Regions from separate parts of the Homo sapiens genome. Here region 1 is linked to region 2. Evidence: chromatin loops called from intact Hi-C (ENCODE). Cell type or tissue: heart right ventricle. All regions are shown on one strand. Each heading gives the region's core, and the rest is flanking DNA. Links, peaks and the distances in the headings are about the cores only. Region 1 overlaps DTNA (dystrobrevin alpha). Region 2 overlaps DTNA (dystrobrevin alpha).

Region 1 (8,995 bases), core at 2,659-7,658, 63 kb before region 2:
AGCTTGATACATTTCACATATATACATCTCTTATATACCGGTATGAGGCTATGAAATCCATAAAATATGTGGAAAGGAGAGGAAAGAGCTGCAAAGTCCAGCTCAAGTTGAAAAGTCTCAACACAATTTCATTAAACCCCAGAAGACCTCTATCTCCAATAAGACGTACTATGAGAGGATTTTAGTGCCAGAGTAGAATGACTTATCAGTCTAGCTATGGAACTACTACTACGATTAGCAATTCAGGGCTGGGATACTGACCGTGCACCGTGATCAAGCTGATTTACGTACAGCTTTATGAGGGAATGCTCTTCAGCCACAGGGCTGGATGCACTTATTCCCTCAGGTAACCTGAGGGAGTCAAACAATGAGACCTCATTAAAACTTCCCATGGACAGAGCAAGGCCCACTCAGAGAGGAAAGACATTTAGTGTACACAGCTTTATTGAACAGCACCCTCAAAACAGAAACCGTAGGCCAATCTCTGTGGTGACAGAAAGAAATGTGAGCTTTAAACAACACAACTGTGGTTCACAGAGAACATTCCAAAATGACTGAAAATGGGAAAAAAGGGAAATAATCATATTTTGGGTTAATGGGTACCATGCACCCTGGAGGAACCAGAACAGCTCAAAGTATTATAGGAATATTTTAGGGTAGAAGAAGTCATGTTATCCATCTAGACGCATCCACCAAAAGCACCGTCCGAGCTGAAATGATATAAAATGACCTTCAGTAAGGATGGGGTCTACCTCTGCTTGATATTTGCAGAATGCAGAGCTTCCTAATAAAAGTACATATTTCTAAACATCACATCAGGTCTTCCCTAGATAGATGCACAGACCTGTGTCTTTTACAGATTTTACAGTTTATGATTTCATTCCAGAAAAAAAAAATGGTTGCATTTGCTGGTGATTCTAAAAAAGAGTGCTAAAAGGAAGTTACTGAGGGCCTAAACCATATTATTTTACTGTGGATGTTCTGCTGTATAACTGTTTCCTTATTTCCACTTGTTACAGACCTCGTTTATACATCAGAAACCCCATTTTCTGCCATATTCTGTTTATTCTGCTAATTACAATTATGGGGAACATCTTCATCTCAGGTTCCTGTTGATGGGCACATACAGGAACTCAGAGGAAAAAAAATCAGCTGTGTTCTTAGTCTCATTGTCTTCAAATCCTCAGTTGAATGTACCAGGATATTACAGTGAAACTGGCACCTTATAAACCTCTTCAGGGAAAAGATGAATTATGTGCATTTTGTGAAATATGAGGCTGTACTTTTTTTCTGCTGAAAGGCATTTGAAATCTTATGTTCAATTACTCACTCCAATTTTCCTTACCTTTGTTTTTGCTTTCCCGTGAGCCTTCTCCATGTATTTATAAAATAATTATCTGGTGCTTGATTTGCAATATTTGATCAAATGACTCAGAGCACCTCTTGACCCTGCATATGTCTGATGCTAACTCTTAGAGAAATATTTGCTTCTCCTGTTTCTTGCTCACATGGCAATGGATCTTGTGCAAAGAAATGAGATGCAGATCCACCTTTTAAAAAAGTTCTTATTATTATCGTGAAATTACTTATATGGAAACTACATTTCCAAGTTTGGTCTTTATCCTCTAGCCTCAGGAACTCCAGGGTTCACCAACAAAGGATTCTTTTGTATCTTAGCTTTAAATAATGACACATTTCACCATTTATATAGTAACACACCATTGCATCCTGAAATTCCAGTTCTTTGACTTCAACTCTGAGGACTATGAACGTGACTTCCTTAATGAGATGGGATGCATGTGTGTCAGTAGTAAAACTGAAACATACCCTCACATTCTTACTGTGGGTAAATTATAAATGCAGGTTTCCAGACATGACATTAATCCCCAAAGCCACCCTACCCCTCTTTAAATGCATACAAATGAATGAAATTGAAAACTTATAATGGATATTTGCAAGTTAGTTTCTAGTAACAATATTCTGCCCTTGGCTTGCATGAGAATATTTTTCTTACCACAGAATCAAGGCTCATTACCAAAGAAAGGGCTTATTTTATAATAGGGTTGGAACTTACCTCCTGGTAATAAAAGGACTTCCTGAGGAGGGAACAGAGTGGGAGAACAGGGTGTCGTTCATGCTGGTTACAGGTCTGGGAGGCCTAAAACAAAACACAGGGTGAATGGAAAGTTAAAACAAATAAAAGTCACAAATTTAAAACTCTCCCTCATCCCTCCAGGAAACGGGATGGGAAGATCTGGGTTCTACCTTTCCCAGGATCAACAAGAAATCTTATATTTTCCAATTAAATTCCTTAAGTGTTTTAAAGTTACATTTCCTTGAGAATATATAATCTCAGGTAAACACTGGGAGGAAGATCTCCAGACACCATGTGAATACTGATGCATGAGCTTTGAGCCTTGATGTTTCATTGTATAATATTCTGGAATGAAGCAAGGATTTTGAAGAAGGTAGTGGCTTTACTTCTACTGCCTTCTCAAGAAGCCTTGAAGACCTGATCATTGAATCTATATTCTCTTGGAAAGAGGAAGATTCCTGAGGCTTTGAAAGGTTCCTTCTGTGTTCTCCATGATGATGGGCCTCTCCAACATGCCTGGTCTGAAAGGACACAGGCTGTAAAATCATATCATACCTTATTTGCCTTTGTTCTAAGTGAAGATGCAAGTAAGCTCCACAAGGATATATGAAGTTAGTTTCTGTTGTTTGGGTGATCCATATGATAGAGTATGTGGTGTACAGCATCCCATAAGCTTCACTTGTTTTCTTATGATAAGAGAAGGAAAACAGAATTCAATTTTCCTCAGAATTGTTCATGGTTCTACACACCAACTGCATGGAGTCTGTCTTCCTTCATCTGATTTTCATTTCATTCTGTCATTCTTTCCCCATCATGAATGTTTTAGTTCAGGTAAAATGATAGGGCTAAGATCCCTATCTCATCTCCAAGCCATTTTTACCCTTTTTTAGGTTCAATATAGGATAATGAATGGTAATATGAGATGGGACTTAGAGTTCAAAAGATGGAAAATGAGGTGGAGCATTTTCTGAATCAGAGGAAATTTCAGTTTCACTATAATTCTATATTTGAGTTTGACAGTATAGAACGTTTTGAAGATGAGACATTAATTATAGCAGCCTAAAGAATCAATTTATATTGGCATAATTAAGATCCAAATTTGTAAATGGTTTAATTTTTACCTTAGAGAACAGCTTTGGATTCTACAATGAAGACATTCTGGGAAAAAGGTAGACTTGCATATCCCAATGTATTGAATGGAATGGACCTGAAGCTCTGCAGGCTTTAAAATGTCAATACTACATGCAAAAATTCATTGAGACTTAGAATAAGTCTCTGGGGTTAGGGATAAAAGATCACAAATATGGTACAGTGTATACTGCTCGAGTGATGGGTGCACCAAAATCTCACAAATCACCACTAAAGAACTTACTCATGAACCAAATGCCACCTGTACCCCAATAACTTATGGAAAAATAAAAATAAAAAAATAAAAAATAACAAATTCATCAAAACTTTTTTCAAGGTAGCTGGTGCTAAACTATACTCTGAGATTTTGTAAGACATGTCATCTGTTGGATGAAGCCAAAACAACAGCTACTTATCTACTCTAGACAAAACTGAAGTTCTGAAAACAATCTTAGTGTTTTGCATTACTTATCTAAGACATATCTTTGATATATAAGGGAGCAACGCAAGGCTAGTTTAAAACTAATTCTGCCTTGAGTTGAACACTAGCACTTTGGAAGAAGGATGCTAATTTTATACAAATGTCCTCTGTGAATTATGAAAAGTTTGGTCTGTTAGATTTTAAAACAGTGAACAGAGTATAATATCTTCATTGTAGCTTTGCAAAGAGTTGAAAAAAATACTTGACCCCACACTTCTGATTTTGTCTTTTTTTAAAAATTTTTCCTTCTTGCTCTGTCTAAAAATGAGAAAACAAGTGGATTTAGAATGCTTTTTAACTAGCTTGATAAATGTATTCTATTGAATCTGGTCACTACAAAGCTGAAATCAAGGTTTCTCAGCAAATGGCTTTGTTTAAGGTCTACCACTGAAATGTTGAACTTTGGACAAAGAATGGCTAGCTCTGGCACCAAATGATGGTTTTCAGAGGGACTGAAATTCCTATTTCTTCCACAATCAAATGGCAAGTTACCTTATCTAACAAATGGCTCACACTGGGAATTTTGAACATATTTGGTTTTATGTAAAAGAAACAGCTCCACAAAAGAGAGTAAGTCACAATGGCCTTCTGGACAAGATCTTCACAGAGGACATTTTTATATAAGTGGCATCCTTGTGAACTGAGTGTACAGCATAAGAAGACTTAGTTCTAAACTAGCCTCATATTGCTCACTTGTTTTGTGTCTCATCCCCACTTATGATCATGATTATACATCTTTGTAAGTAGACTGGAAATGACTGCACTACTTACCAAGTATCACTTTTGGCAGCGAAGAATTGAACAGAATAGAGACCGTTAATCATGGTAATATTTACAAGCAATACAATAGCTAAGAACAAATGTCAAAATACCAAAATGTCACCACCTGCTCATTTCTATTTAAGGACTAATTCATGACTGGCAGCACCTCTCTACAAGGTGGGTAGAAAAAAAAAGTCCCTTGGCTATAGTTAAAAAAAAAATGGCATTTTCTGTGTGTCACATGCTTCATTTCCATATACAAATGTATGTATGTGTGTGTATATGTGTGTGTATTAGTACCGCAACCTGTTTAAAAATCCTATTGATTTAATTTTTTTTTTTTTTTTTTTTTACTGTATCTAAGGCTACCTGTAAAATGTTAACTTGTTACATAGTCAGACTGTGCCATATTTTTGCCATTTTTTCACATTTAAGTTGTGGCCAGGTATGGTGGCTCACACTTGTAATCTCAGCCTAGGAGTTCCAGACCAGCCTGGGTAATATAGAGAGGCCCTATTTCTACAAAAAATAAAAAAAGAAGAAAAAAGAAAAAGTTGGAACTTGAGTTTTAAATGAGTAATAAAAATATTTTCTAATGTATTGATAAAGCATTTTCCACTTATTATTTTCTTAATTTTATTTGTATCTTATAATGCTTTTGCTGCTCACCTTTGGATGCAATATATATTAGAGGACTAACAGCATTTTTTTTATTTTACTTTAAGTTCTGGGGTACATGTGCAGAACCTGCAGGTTTGTTACGTAGGTATACATGTGCCATGTAGTAAAAAAAATTTTTTTTTTTTTTTGAGATGGCGTCTTGCTCTGTCGCCTAGGCTGGAGTGCGGTGGCGCGATCTCGGCTCACTGCAACCTCCGCCTCCCTGGTTCACGCCATTCTCCTGCCTCAGCATCCCGAGTAGCTGGGACTACAGGCGCCCACCACCACGCCCGGCTATTTTTTTTGTATTTTTAGTACAGACGGGGTTTCATCGTGTTAACCAGGATGGTCTCGATCTCCTGACCTCGTGATCCGCCCGCCTCAGCCTCCCCAAGTGCTGGGATTACAGGCGTGAGCCACTGTGCCTGGCCAGCAATTTTTAACACAATCATTAAACAGCAAGATGTGCATTTAAGAAGACTGTATAATGTTCAACATCAAATTTTATATCCATGAGCTCTATAATGTTCTACATATTTCAGCACTATGTAAGGACATACAGTTATCCTTCACTTAAACATGTACATCATGGAATTTTTTTCTGAATATGTCTTTGAAGAATTTGTATTAATTTACAAAATCAACACACTTTTTCACAGTGGCAAAAAAATGTTTTATTTTGAGTCTGTGCTATAATTCCCAATGTCCAGAACCTCAGGTCATCAGTACAGGACAGAGGATGCCCATCAATATTGCCAATGCTTGCACCCCACTCACTGCTCCCTTCTTACCTCTGTCTGTAAGCTTATCTATGGGTGTAACTGATGTGGACTGGGATATTTTTGTGACACTACATCCAAAGAATGACAAAGATGTGGTTTGTACTACAATTAAAGATTGCTTAATAAATTATTTAGTAAAGCAAGGGGAAAGATCAGAGAGGGAATGAGGATGACCAAGACAGAGCTATAGCTAGAAAACATGTTTATTGCTATGTATAGTTCTAAGGAACATACTTTTAGGATGATTTTTGCTAGAGACTCAATGATAAAGTGTCTTACTATACACATTTCTGCACTATGACAATATTCCTTCTGCATAAGACCTTTATAATTTAAGTCATATTTGGGAGTAATAAATTAAGCGCATTAAGTGGAGGTGGGAGTATTGGTGTGTTTTATTTCTTAAATTTCACTTATTTCCATTGTACAGCACTGTATAAAAGTAGTGGGCTTATTATAAAATGACATGGTATGGAATGTCATATATTTTTGTCTAATTTATCAAAATCTTATTTACATACATTTGGAAGAAGTGTGAATATTCATTAATTCCATGTACATGTTCATTATAGCAGATTAAGAGAGCATTCTTCTTTGTAAATGATTAAGGCTTAATACCATTTATTTTTTCATTTCAATGGCCTTGATGTGCCTATGATAATTTAGAATAGTTAAATGAGCAATGCATTTTAAAATTAGAAATCTCAGAAAAAAGACATGGATATCTACTCATGACAATAGCATTTGAAAAAGAAACAAATATGGAAAAAATTTCTATGGCTAAAAATAGAAAAAAAATTCTTTTCTAATATAGACTTAACATTCTACATCCAGAATGTCTTGTATGTTATTTCAACAATTAAATATCTTGTACAATTTGCATTTTAAAATTAAAACTTTCATCCTGGGAAAATATGTTATCAGTGAGTAGAGATCAGTATTTTGATTCAAGGACTCTTGAGGATCTGGTAAAATACATAGAGGTTTTTCTCAGAAGACACATTTTGTACAGAATTTTAAAATCTCTCCATGGAACATAAACTAAGAACGCATTGTGAGGCTATAGCCCTCAGTTAATTCAATAAATAACAAAACAGATTATATTGCCCCGTAAGTCAAAATGTAAAAATTATTACTCAGCCAATTAAATACTTCTTTCTCCCTCTCTTTCTCTCTCTCATGCAGACACACACGTGCACACACACACACACACCACCCAATCCTAGCACCCACTGGGTACAGGCCCTGAGCTAGATAATACTCCAGTGGGACTCACTGTGAAATGGACTTTTACGTTGCAGTGCATCACGTTCTAATTCTTTGGAGGAGTGGGAAGCAGCAAAGCTCTTAGAGCCAGGCTATTCACACCCACACCCTCTATCTTCATGACACCCAGCAGCTCTGTTGAAGGCTGCTCTCTTGGGGTGAAACTCCCAGCAGGGCTGGTAGGAAATTACTCTCGGCAGAGCTCAGGGAGCACTGGCTGCTCTCACTTCGCTGTGGTCATTCATTAGCAACTTAGTGATTGTGTCTAATTGGTTATGGGAAGGAAAGTCTAGATCTTAATAAGGTTCTTAATAAGCATCTGTGAGGTAGATTTCTGCAAGTGGTTGGCCCTTTGGGACATTCCCCAGATTTATTTACCCCTGGCTTATTTTAAGGCTTATTTATAGAAACATAATTTCCAAAAATAAGCTAGCCACATTCTACAGAATTAGTTTACATTAGTTTCTGGAGGCTGAGCCCATGCCAGCTTGTAAGCTGAGAAACAGGAGCCTCCAGGCTGTGTATACTGCTGAGGTCAGAGATGCCTCAGAGCATCCCCGGGAACAAGCAAAACAAAGCCCCAAAGTATTTATACAAAGCTCACAGACGTGACCCAACACAAATCGTTTGGTGGTATTTGCTAAGGTCCATCAGAGAACATAGTTGCTGCTTCCACGAAGGTCTCATACCCACCACAGTGCCCCTTATGGATCATATGCTGAACTGCCTGAAGCATGAACTTTGCATTGTTGAATTCCTATACCGGTAGGTCCCGTCACCCACCTCTTGATGTCAACATGCAAACACAGGCCCTATGGTGTGATAGGTCCCACTGAAGTGTGGAAAACTACAGGCAGTTCATAAGGAGGCATCTGTGACTACATGACATCTAATTGTGCATAGAAGCAGGTAATGAGACTCTTTCTTCTTATGAGCCCCAGGTAACACCAAGGAAAAAATTGTTTCTTCTACCTAAGCCCCCTTGTTATCTTGGCCACCCAGGCCTGAGAGAGGTTCAAAGGCATGAAACTTCTGGGAGGTAGCAGGGATGGCTGGAAGGACTGTTTGTTGGCCCAACACCTTCTGCCACGAAACTCACACATACTTTGAAGAAAAGAATCTATGGATATTCTGATAAATTTTCCCGCCACTCCCCCTCTTCAACCTTCCCCTGCACAGGCTATGATTCTTCTAAAGTTATACAGCTTGGGATGAAAAACAAAAGTAATTTCTAGGTTTGCTGGCATCTTAAACTGGGTCTGCAGAGAAATAAAACAAACAGCTTTTATATTTGGAACTCAAAGCACATATGAAATTAAGGAATAATATACTGTAAATCATTTTTTACCACAGTGATCCCATTGTTAACTTCCAATGTGCAGACACCACTAACATCCGTATTTTATAACTAAGCTTTCTGAAATATTTTCCACCTCCAGGTGAATTATGTTAGTGTTGCATACTTTACTTGTCCAGCCTGGTGGAAGTACTGTACACCTCAACAACAACAAAAAATTATGATGGCATTACTCTGACTTTTTTTTTTAAACTAAATTAAAAATCTTGGTTGCTGACCACTGATAGGAAATTGCTTTTGTGTGGCTCCAGACATGTGCCCTTGAAGAAAATTGTCTCTATACTGGGAGGGTAGGGATACTCACACGATGTGAGCCAAGTTGAGTGGCTTCTCAGGCTGATCTGGGAACATGGGGTGCAAAGGTTCACGGCTGGAAGCACAGCTCAGGGACTTGCTTAATGCATTAGTCAGCTTCTTAGCAGGTGATTTCTGGAAAGAAGAAGGAAGGCAGAAGTGACAACAGC
Region 2 (8,995 bases), core at 2,570-7,569:
CATTTTCAGATTTCAAGACTACTTAGGAGTCATCTCTACCATTTGTGCCTCATAATACCCCTTTTATTGTTGTGTAAACATATATAACAATATTAGCAATATTTGTAACAGAATCTAGTTTAATAAACTTAGTACCAAATGTAAACTATAGGATTCATGATGGTAATTAGTCCAAACAACTGGCATACTTACAATTGCATTTCTTCTGAACAAACCTAAGCTTGCATGCTGTTCTGTAGGTGGAGAGTCGGATGCGATCCAGATCTTGAGCCCCTAGTGCGGGGAAAAAGGACACATAAGGTATGCCATGTGTGCAGAAAGAAATTTACAATGTTTACAAATAAAACAACTGTAGATATGATCCTTACCCCTAATTTTATTTTTATTAGAATATAAATATAACTTTAAGACTTGAACAGGTCTGTCCTATTCAAGGACAAGTTCCTCAGGTTCTAGGGAAAAAGAGCACACACATGTAATCAACATTGGAGATTAGGTTGTAAACCATATTCTTGGATCAAGAAACACAATGTCATCCCTGTTGTGTCCACCACTTCTGAAAACAGTCTGCTCAAGCTGTGACCTACAGTGAAACAGCGAGATGATATAGATACTATCATCAAATAAGCATTTAAAGTGCATTGCTATTGGTCATTAGAATGTGGCTGTTAGGTGACCATGTACTGACTGCTGAGCATCTTCTCTGTGTGCCCTTAGGCCAATTGCTTTTAGAGCTTCAGTTTTCTCACTTGGAAGATGGGGATGATGATAATAATAGTACTTATTGCACAGGACTGTTGTAAGGATAAATGAGTGAATATACCTAAGGCACTTAAACACCGTCTGGCACACAGTAAATGCTGCATAAGTATTCATTTTTATTACTAACAACTTTCTTGTGATCCTTCCTGTCAATCTCAGAGGAAGACATGCCTTTCTAAAACAACCTTTCTTTTACTGTGGCTTCCAGTTCCTTCCTAACTTAGAGGGAACACATTCCCTATATTCTTAAACTACTTTCCTTATTTCACTCTCCCACTTAGGAGTCCAGCATGGCTCCTGATGCCCAGAACATCAGGTCTAAAAGCTCTGCTCAGAATCCAAGCTCGTCTGCAGTTTCTTTCCAGCTTACTTGCCTAACGACATTGCCCACCACTTTCTACCACAGAATCTCTCGTAGCCTTGGTCAGTCTCATCTCAATACCCTGCAGATGGGCTGCTTGTTACATCAAGACCTGAGCTCCTAGTATTCCTCCCACCCTCCTTTGAATGAGTTAATCTCTAGACTTTGTCTAGAACACATTAGACTATCAATAAATGTCTGCTTTTCTCCATTTCTACATATTTTCTTTTTCTAAGCCCATGTTTATGGTCCATAACAGATATAAAGGCATGTATTGAACTTTTATCTTTACCAGTCATATACTAATAAAATGTGCTATGTGAATCCTTTAGAGTAAAACAGAATAGAAAGTAAATGAACTATCCTGGAAGCGATTATATTAGACGGCCAATTAAGTGCTTTCCCAGTGAAACTCAGCATGAATTAGCAAGTGTCCCCCACTAGGGGATTTAGCATTTCTTCAACTCAAACCGATATCTTCAGATTCACTTGAAGTGTTGCCAATAGTCCTATTACTTTGTGGTTTTACAAAGCAGATCATTAAACGGTCACTCTTAATAAAGCTTATTCTTTGACAAACAGGCTTAGTGACACTGAGCACTTGAGGGATCAAAGAGATGGGGAACTACCCTCACCCAATGCAGGAATTCCCTTAGAAATGTTCTCAAGAGATGAACATTTAGCCAATGGCCACGTAGGATTATTTCCAATGATAGAGAAGATTATTACTTGTGAAAATAAATGAACTTTAAAGGAAGTAAAATTTAACTCTGTCACTTCCCAGTTGTGTGAGTTTCACCAAGTTTTTCCTTGGCATCTCAATTTCCTCATGGATAAAGCGAGATAACAATATCAACTTTACTGGCTGGTAATACAGATATAAAGTCTTGACTTCTGCACTGAGAACATAATGACCACTTAACAGTAAATGGGCCCCTTAAGAGGCTTCATGTGCCATTTCTGAACAAAAATATGTGATAGAAATTTCTTTTTTATATTTGAGCTTTGATTTACCTCCCTGTAACTTCAACCTATTTGATCTAGTTTCCCCTGGAGTCACATACTCTTTTCCCCCTGCCATTTGAGAATTCATTTCTGAAATATTGCAAAGCAGCTACATTATCATTATTAGCATCCTCATTACCATCTGAAAATTATGTGCAACAGTCCTTGTCATCATGGACTTTAAAATTTAGCTGGGGAGGTAGCTTCTCCTTGACTTTTTTTAGGGTAAAAGATGTTCAACTCCACAGCCATTTCAGGTATACTGTTTATCTGTCTGGTACCCAGTAGGGCTTCAATTCATGGCAGTTGTTATTATTATTTTCATTATGATCAAGCATGGTTTGAAACCCTTAAACATTCTAGTCACCCTGTTCTGTGACTGGCTAATATCTCTTTAAAATTAGGTGTCCAAAATTAATCCAAATAGCTATTGCTTTACCTGTATAGAATATACAGAAAGCAATTATTACTACCTTTGATAAGGACTCCTAACTAATGTGATCTTTTTTTAAAAATAGACGGCTCATTATGCCAGCTTTTATTAAGTTTGAAGTTAATTAAAAAACTGCTTTGAAAAATCATATGCACTTCTATATAAGTCAAATCTTTTCTATTTGCTATTTAAATGCCTATTTTGGAGCTAAGGGTAGGACGTCATATTTATCTGGTTAGTTACTTTTAAAATTTAGCTCATACTAGGAACTTTTCTGAATCTTTTAAAATTCTTAAGTTGTCACTGGAACTTCAAAAATCTTTCCTAGTTTCATGCCCTCTGTAAATGTGACTCGTGGGGAATGAGCTCTCTAAGATGCCCGATAACCAGAGACAGAGAGACTTTTAGAAATACCTGAATGCTAAATCTGCCTTTGCTCCCAGATGAGGATGTACTTTTATTGGTGCTAAGTTTGGCTCAGCAATCAGGAGAGTCTCAATATCTGTAAATAATCACTTAAAAGAAAACATTAGGGGCACAGATTATTTGTGTAAGTTCTTCAAGCATAATGATTTAAGCTCCAGATGAAAAAATGTTTGTGATGTGGCACATAGTTAAGTTTCTCAGTTTCTGCAAGACCTTACCCTCTGAGCACAGTAACCCTGGCACCTCTGCACTTTCCTCTGATTGAAGTCCTGGGGGAAATACGGCAAAGGTGCACTTCTCCAGGATGCAGTAAAGAGGGATGTAGAGATGCTGCTTTGGGCCTGAAGTGCACTGACTGCTCTCTCCTGTCGTATCACTGTGTGGACTTAACTGACCCTGTGTTTTGTTCAAGAATCAGGAAGAGGTCTGTAGGTCTATAAATGCTGTATAAATTCTTCCTGGCTGATGATGTAAGCCCTGAATATTAAAAGGGATGTGGTGAACAATACAATTTAGTGTGTCAGATATAGCAGCACACAACCGTGCACAATCAATGTATGTGTTAGCTGCAGGATCCATCCAGAAAGGGACCAGAAGAAGCTGGGCTGAGATATGATACATAGCCTCTTACTCTGTTTATCTGCCTTGTCAAAATAAATGTATTTTTCTTTGCCCCAGCAAACAATGAACTTAACCCAGTTTTACATGTGTGGTCTTTTCTTGAAAGTTTATAAACCCAAAAACCTACTTTGGGATTAGTTCTGTGTCTTCATTCGAGTCATTGATTAAAACCAAGGACCAGAACAGGTCCACAAACAGAGCCTTCCAGGATACTACTAGACGCCTTCCTCCAAGTTGATAGACCCATTAGTTGTGGCTTTAGACATGGTCATGACATCCCCCATAAATCTACCTAACTGTATTGTGACCCAGTCCACAATTCCCCAACACATGCACAGTCCAACAGCTTTGGTCAATATCTTGCTGAAATTAAGGTTAATTTTTATCAGATGGTATTTTTCTGATCTAGCAGTCTGGTAGTCTTATTAAAAAGCGTATTAGCTGACTTAATTTATCTATTAAAAAGATGGAATTTAAATAAATGAGTAAAGAAATAAAATCAGCAGGGCAATCTTTGCTTTTAGTATGTTGATATGTCTAGAATTACCACTATATTTTGGCCAAGATCTAAAAAACATCCATTTTGTTATGAAACTTATAACCAGTTCATACCCTAAACTCCAAAGAATCTATACTTTTTCTTTTTAATAAAAAAGTACAGAATTTTCTCGTTACATTTTTTTTCAATGTACTCTTCATTATTTTTCAAAATAATGGATAGTGGTTGTTTTCTGAATTATATCACTGGAATATAATTCGTTAAATCTGGTGATTCAACTGATCTAAGTGATTTATTAGTTTTGCTTCATACTAATACAGTGGGGGATGGCATACATAATTAAGAGTTGAGATAAATACTATTTTCTCTACTTCTACATATATTTGAAACTTTTCATAATAAAAAAACTAAAACAAATTTATTTAAGGCAACTTAGTGCTCTTGCACCGTCTCCTCAAGCCTCTTGTACCCATGTCATAGTTGGAAGGAAGTAATAAATAGGACAGCAAAGACACAGATTGTTTACACTGTTATCAACAGCAGTTTTTCCTTTCTTTAGCCCTTTTTGAAAAGATTCTCTTTCTTCTCTTCTCCCTCTGTCCCTACTTCCCTCTCTCTCCCTCTCTCACTCCCTTCTTTCCTTCCACCTTTTCCCTACCCATTCATTTGTTCATTCAAACAACCAATCAACCAACAAATCAACGAACCAGTCTTATCTAACTTTTGGTTTTAGCTTTTGCACTCTGAACATTTTCACACAATTTTTGTATGTTTTGCCTTTTATATTTTGATAGCTCATTATATAGCCATTTTTGATAGCTCTATTAATATATAGCCATTTTGATTCTTAAATATCTCATTCATTTAAAAGTTTTGCTCAATACATATTTCCAGAATAAAAATGAAGCCTATGATGAACCTGCTGCCTGAACTCTGCCACGCTTTATCATTGGCTCTGTGTGTGTGTGTGTGTGTGTGTGTGTGTGTGTGTGTGTGTGTGAAGGATGGAGGGAGAGAGAGAGATACTGAGAGAGAGAAAGAGAGAGATACTGACAGGAAGATAAAGGAGTTTGGGGGTAAAAAATGATTGCTACCTTAGGTAGCTGAGTGGAATAGAGTATCCCTCATTGAGCTAAGTAAGGTACAAACAGGGAGGAATAGGTTTGTTGATGGGTGAAGATAGTTTTGGGCTAAAGAGTTTGAGTTGCTTGTAAGATGTCCAAGTAAGATATCCACAGGACAGTTGGATATAAGGATTAGAGCTTTAGTATATTCCAGAAATTATCAACAAGCACACAAAATGTAGTAGTGTGCGTGACTGGGCCAAGATTGCCAACAGGAGACTCTGTGCACAAGTAGGGCTATTCTATATTTCTAGCGACAAAATGAGGCACAAACTTGGGAACAGGAGTGCTCTCCCCACTTCTGAGCTGTGCCCAGCTGCTTGGCAGTTGTTCAAAGACCGCAGGCTTTGGGAACACTAGAAGGCAGCCGCCTTGGCAGGGATGATAGGTATTTTTGTGATGGGCACTATTAGTGGAGTGACAATGAGCCCTCCTCAGACTGCTTCATTAGCAGAACACTTGAAAACAAGTAGGCAAGGCTGGAAGGGAAGTTTAGTTTATGTGCTGCCTATTTTGGATAAGCTGGCTCATGAGAAATGAGAGTTGTTTTGGGGGACTCTGAACACTCAAGGGTTATAGCAATAAAGGTAAAGGCTTGAGAGAAAGACAAATTGTATATGGAGACAACTGGTCAAGAAGAAATCTTTAAATTCTCTGACTTCAGTGTCTACAGGGTACTAAGAGACAGAAAAAGAGAAGTAGAGGGGACAGAAAAAGCAGGAGACTATGTTAGGGTGATGACATAGAGAGAATTTCTGGGGTGGCGATCCATGGTGTTAATATCTTAAAAAGACTGAGGAGCATGAGAAATGAAGAAGCAAGTGAAAACAGTCACCGTATCCATGAACCTACGGTGGTGGGGTCATTCATGTCATTTTTCTGAATTTTTGAGATCGGTTTTCTTAAACTCATAGTGTGCGTTTCAAAATCATGCCCTAGGTTCCTTTCCAATCGTGCATGTGCCGACTTCAGCCAACACTCTCAAGGATGGCCTGCCTTCAAATAATTCAACAGTACTTAGGCCGGGCACAGTGGCTCAAGTGGTAATTCCAGCACTTTGGGAGGCCAAGGTGGGTGTTTCACTTAAGATCAGAAGTTTGAGACCAGCCTGGCCAGACATGGTGAAACCCAGGGTGTCTCTACTAAAAATACAAAAATTAGCCAGGTGTGGTGGTGCACCTGTAGTCCCAGCTACTTGGGAGGCTGAGGCACAAGAATCGCTTGAACAGGGAGGCGGAGGTTGCAGTGAGCTGAGATCGCGCCACTGCACTCCAGCCTGGGCGACAGAGTGAAACTGTGTCTCAAAACAAAAGCAAAAACAAAAGCCAAAAATGGTATTTGTTGAGTAGTTTCATTTGCCTCCTTTTGATTTCAAGTCCTGTCTCTGCTGACAGGCCGGTGGCATCACTCTCATTTCTCCCCAGGACCTTCCTTACCTTGTTAGGCAGCCTTCAATGTTCTCAAAGTGTGTTTTCCAATCACTTCCCTTCCATTAAAACCTACCCATCCTGTGCCCAATCGGCTTTTAAACAAGGCTTGATTCAGCATCTAAGGGGAATGGATTTGAAGGTACATGTCCTAGGTCTGTCCCTAAAAAGGAGTTCACAGCAGTGAGTGTTGTGGACATGTTCACAAGTAACTACCATATAAGGCTAAGTAAATGTGCTCTGAGAGTAAAACAACAGAAAAGGAGAGTTTAATTCCAAGAACAAACAATTTATTCTGTTAAAAGACAGTCTGATAAACTTATTTAAGCTGCTAAACTTATATGATGGCTGAAAAAGCCAAGGTGAGGATGATGTTTATATTTAACTAGAGGGTTTTTTTGTTTTTTTGTTTTTTTCAGCTTTAATCCAAGGTACTAAGCAAACTGATAATTAAGGCATTATTGTGAAGAGAATTTTTGGTTAAGGGAGAACTTGTACAGAATTTCTTAAATCAAAGTAGGTGGTCACCCAATTTTTTATATAAAGCTATTTTTTTCTGTTTGTTTTTTAGTCTATGCTTCTCTTAATTTCATTTCTTTGCTGTTTCTTCCTGCTTCTGCTGCTTATAGTAATGAGCTAAGAGTGAATGTTTAACACATATGTGCTGCAATCACCTGAATTTGCCAAACTTTCTTATCCATTTTTCTTATCAATTGCTCTCTGTTCTTTACCTTTTCTAAGACCTAGACCTCCTCAACTTGCCTAACTTTAGATAGACTTCTTCCTTGCTCTAGGCTTCTGACCTCTGTTTTCTTACAGCATTTACTTTAGAAAACTTTTCATTGTAAATTCTTTCTCTGCCCCTTTGAGATGTAAATATCTTGCCAAGTTTACAACCCAGGAATGTCTTTCTCAAGAACCTGGGTGCCAGCCCTTTGAAATATAATAATTGAAGGACTTATCACCTCTATCTCCAAGTCTTATCAGGAGGGTAGAAGCCTAACTTTTAAATGTGACAATTAGCAAACAGATGGCCTAATCACATTGACCAATCTCCTCCCTGAAGTCCTCCAGTATTTTTCCCCAGTGCTTAAAGTACTTCCTGCCTTTTCTTCCAGGGAAGTTGAGTTCAGTCTTTCTCCCTTGTTGCAATAGTCTTGGATAAAAGTCTTCCCTGCCTGTTTAACTCTGGCCATTACAACTTTTCTTTCACATTTCTAATTTCTAAAGCAAAGAATCTCATTGGCACTTTCTTTTGTTGTTTTTTCTTTAAATATTTCTATATAATACTTAGATGAGAAGATTTACAAGTCTAGTCCTTTTTTGCTCCCTGTCTAGAAAGCACAGATTCCTAGAAGTTACTTTTTGAATCTTGATGTCAGTCTTCTCTGATAAGAGTTTCCTTTCCTTTCTTTGGTGTGCTGCTGATACAGCTGGGATACCCATATATTTTTCAACCATTTAACACATTCGCAGTGATATTACCTTTCTCTTTTGTATGACAGTCTACCTGTCAAAATCAATTGCTCCCTTTGAAACCAGCCAATTGTTTTATCCAGCCGAATCCTACTTATTGTGGATGTGCCCTACTTAGTGCTGATATAAACATGTTGCTCAAACTAATGAATTATTAAGGTCAGACGTATTTAGCTGTTTTTGCCAACATTTGAGTTGGAACACCCAGGGAGGAAAGATATATATTTGTTTGGCTTGTTTATCTATTCTGACCGTTAATCACAAGAACTCACAGAACTAATAAAGCTGCAAGACATCACTGTGATGTTTCTATGAAAACACAAAGTTATAATTTGGGAACCGAATGCACAATTTTCCTAAGTCTCTGTCACTTGAAGAAAAACTTAGAGTTGTCTTATTTCTATGTCTCTAAAAATCATATCGAGCTTTCTTTGAGTTGGGCAATTTTAATCCAATAGACATTTGTAACATATGTATTTGTCTGAGCCAGGCACTATATCAGGTTCAGAAAGCACTGGGATACTTAAACTCAAAGAAGGATTTACAAAATCATTGAATAAGCATACTTTTATAGTTCTTACAGTGTGCTGTCTGATACAGTCTTTAGTGTTATAATGATAAGTTCAAATATTTTTCCCCAGATTTTATTGCCTTTTTATGGTAAATATTTTTTTTCTACTGTGTCTGAGAAGACATTGTCCCATGATGTCTTATAATATAAGACATAATTTTATGCCTTTTTAATATAAGAATGTGCTGTTGGAGGATACCTGTGCTGCTTTGGATTTTGTTTAGATGGACAAGTACTCACTAGGCTCCTTGCTCTGTTGGATTTGTAACTGCACAAAGGTCACAATTCCA

What was found. Peaks named below come from ENCODE experiments on the same cell type or tissue, not always from the same donor. Only the 100,000 strongest peaks of a DNase experiment are listed, where the experiment ranks them.
Region 1: it touches region 2 in a loop (4-fold over the local background); 1 of 110 quality-filtered maps calls a loop at or near these places.

Annotation. Positions count from the first base shown.
Region 1 is chr18:34,820,756-34,829,750 of GRCh38, reverse strand. DTNA (dystrobrevin alpha) reads right to left here. Exons shown (of 23, transcript NM_001386795.1): 9 at 8,836-8,960; 10 at 2,075-2,158; 11 at 262-351. Among named protein-coding and RNA genes, the nearest start is that of DTNA-AS1, 58 kb to the right of the region's middle. In heart right ventricle, for the core only: no CTCF peak of the experiment used is centred there; no DNase peak of the experiment used is centred there.
Region 2 is chr18:34,757,239-34,766,233 of GRCh38, reverse strand. It overlaps DTNA (dystrobrevin alpha), which reads right to left. Exons shown (of 23, transcript NM_001386795.1): 3 at 193-273. It overlaps DTNA-AS1 (DTNA antisense RNA 1), which reads left to right. Exons shown (of 5, transcript NR_199046.1): 2 at 240-300; 3 at 6,171-6,301. Among named protein-coding and RNA genes, the nearest start is that of DTNA-AS1, 5.9 kb to the left of the region's middle. In heart right ventricle, for the core only: no CTCF peak of the experiment used is centred there; a DNase peak (open chromatin) is centred at 5,576; H3K27ac peaks cover 312 bases.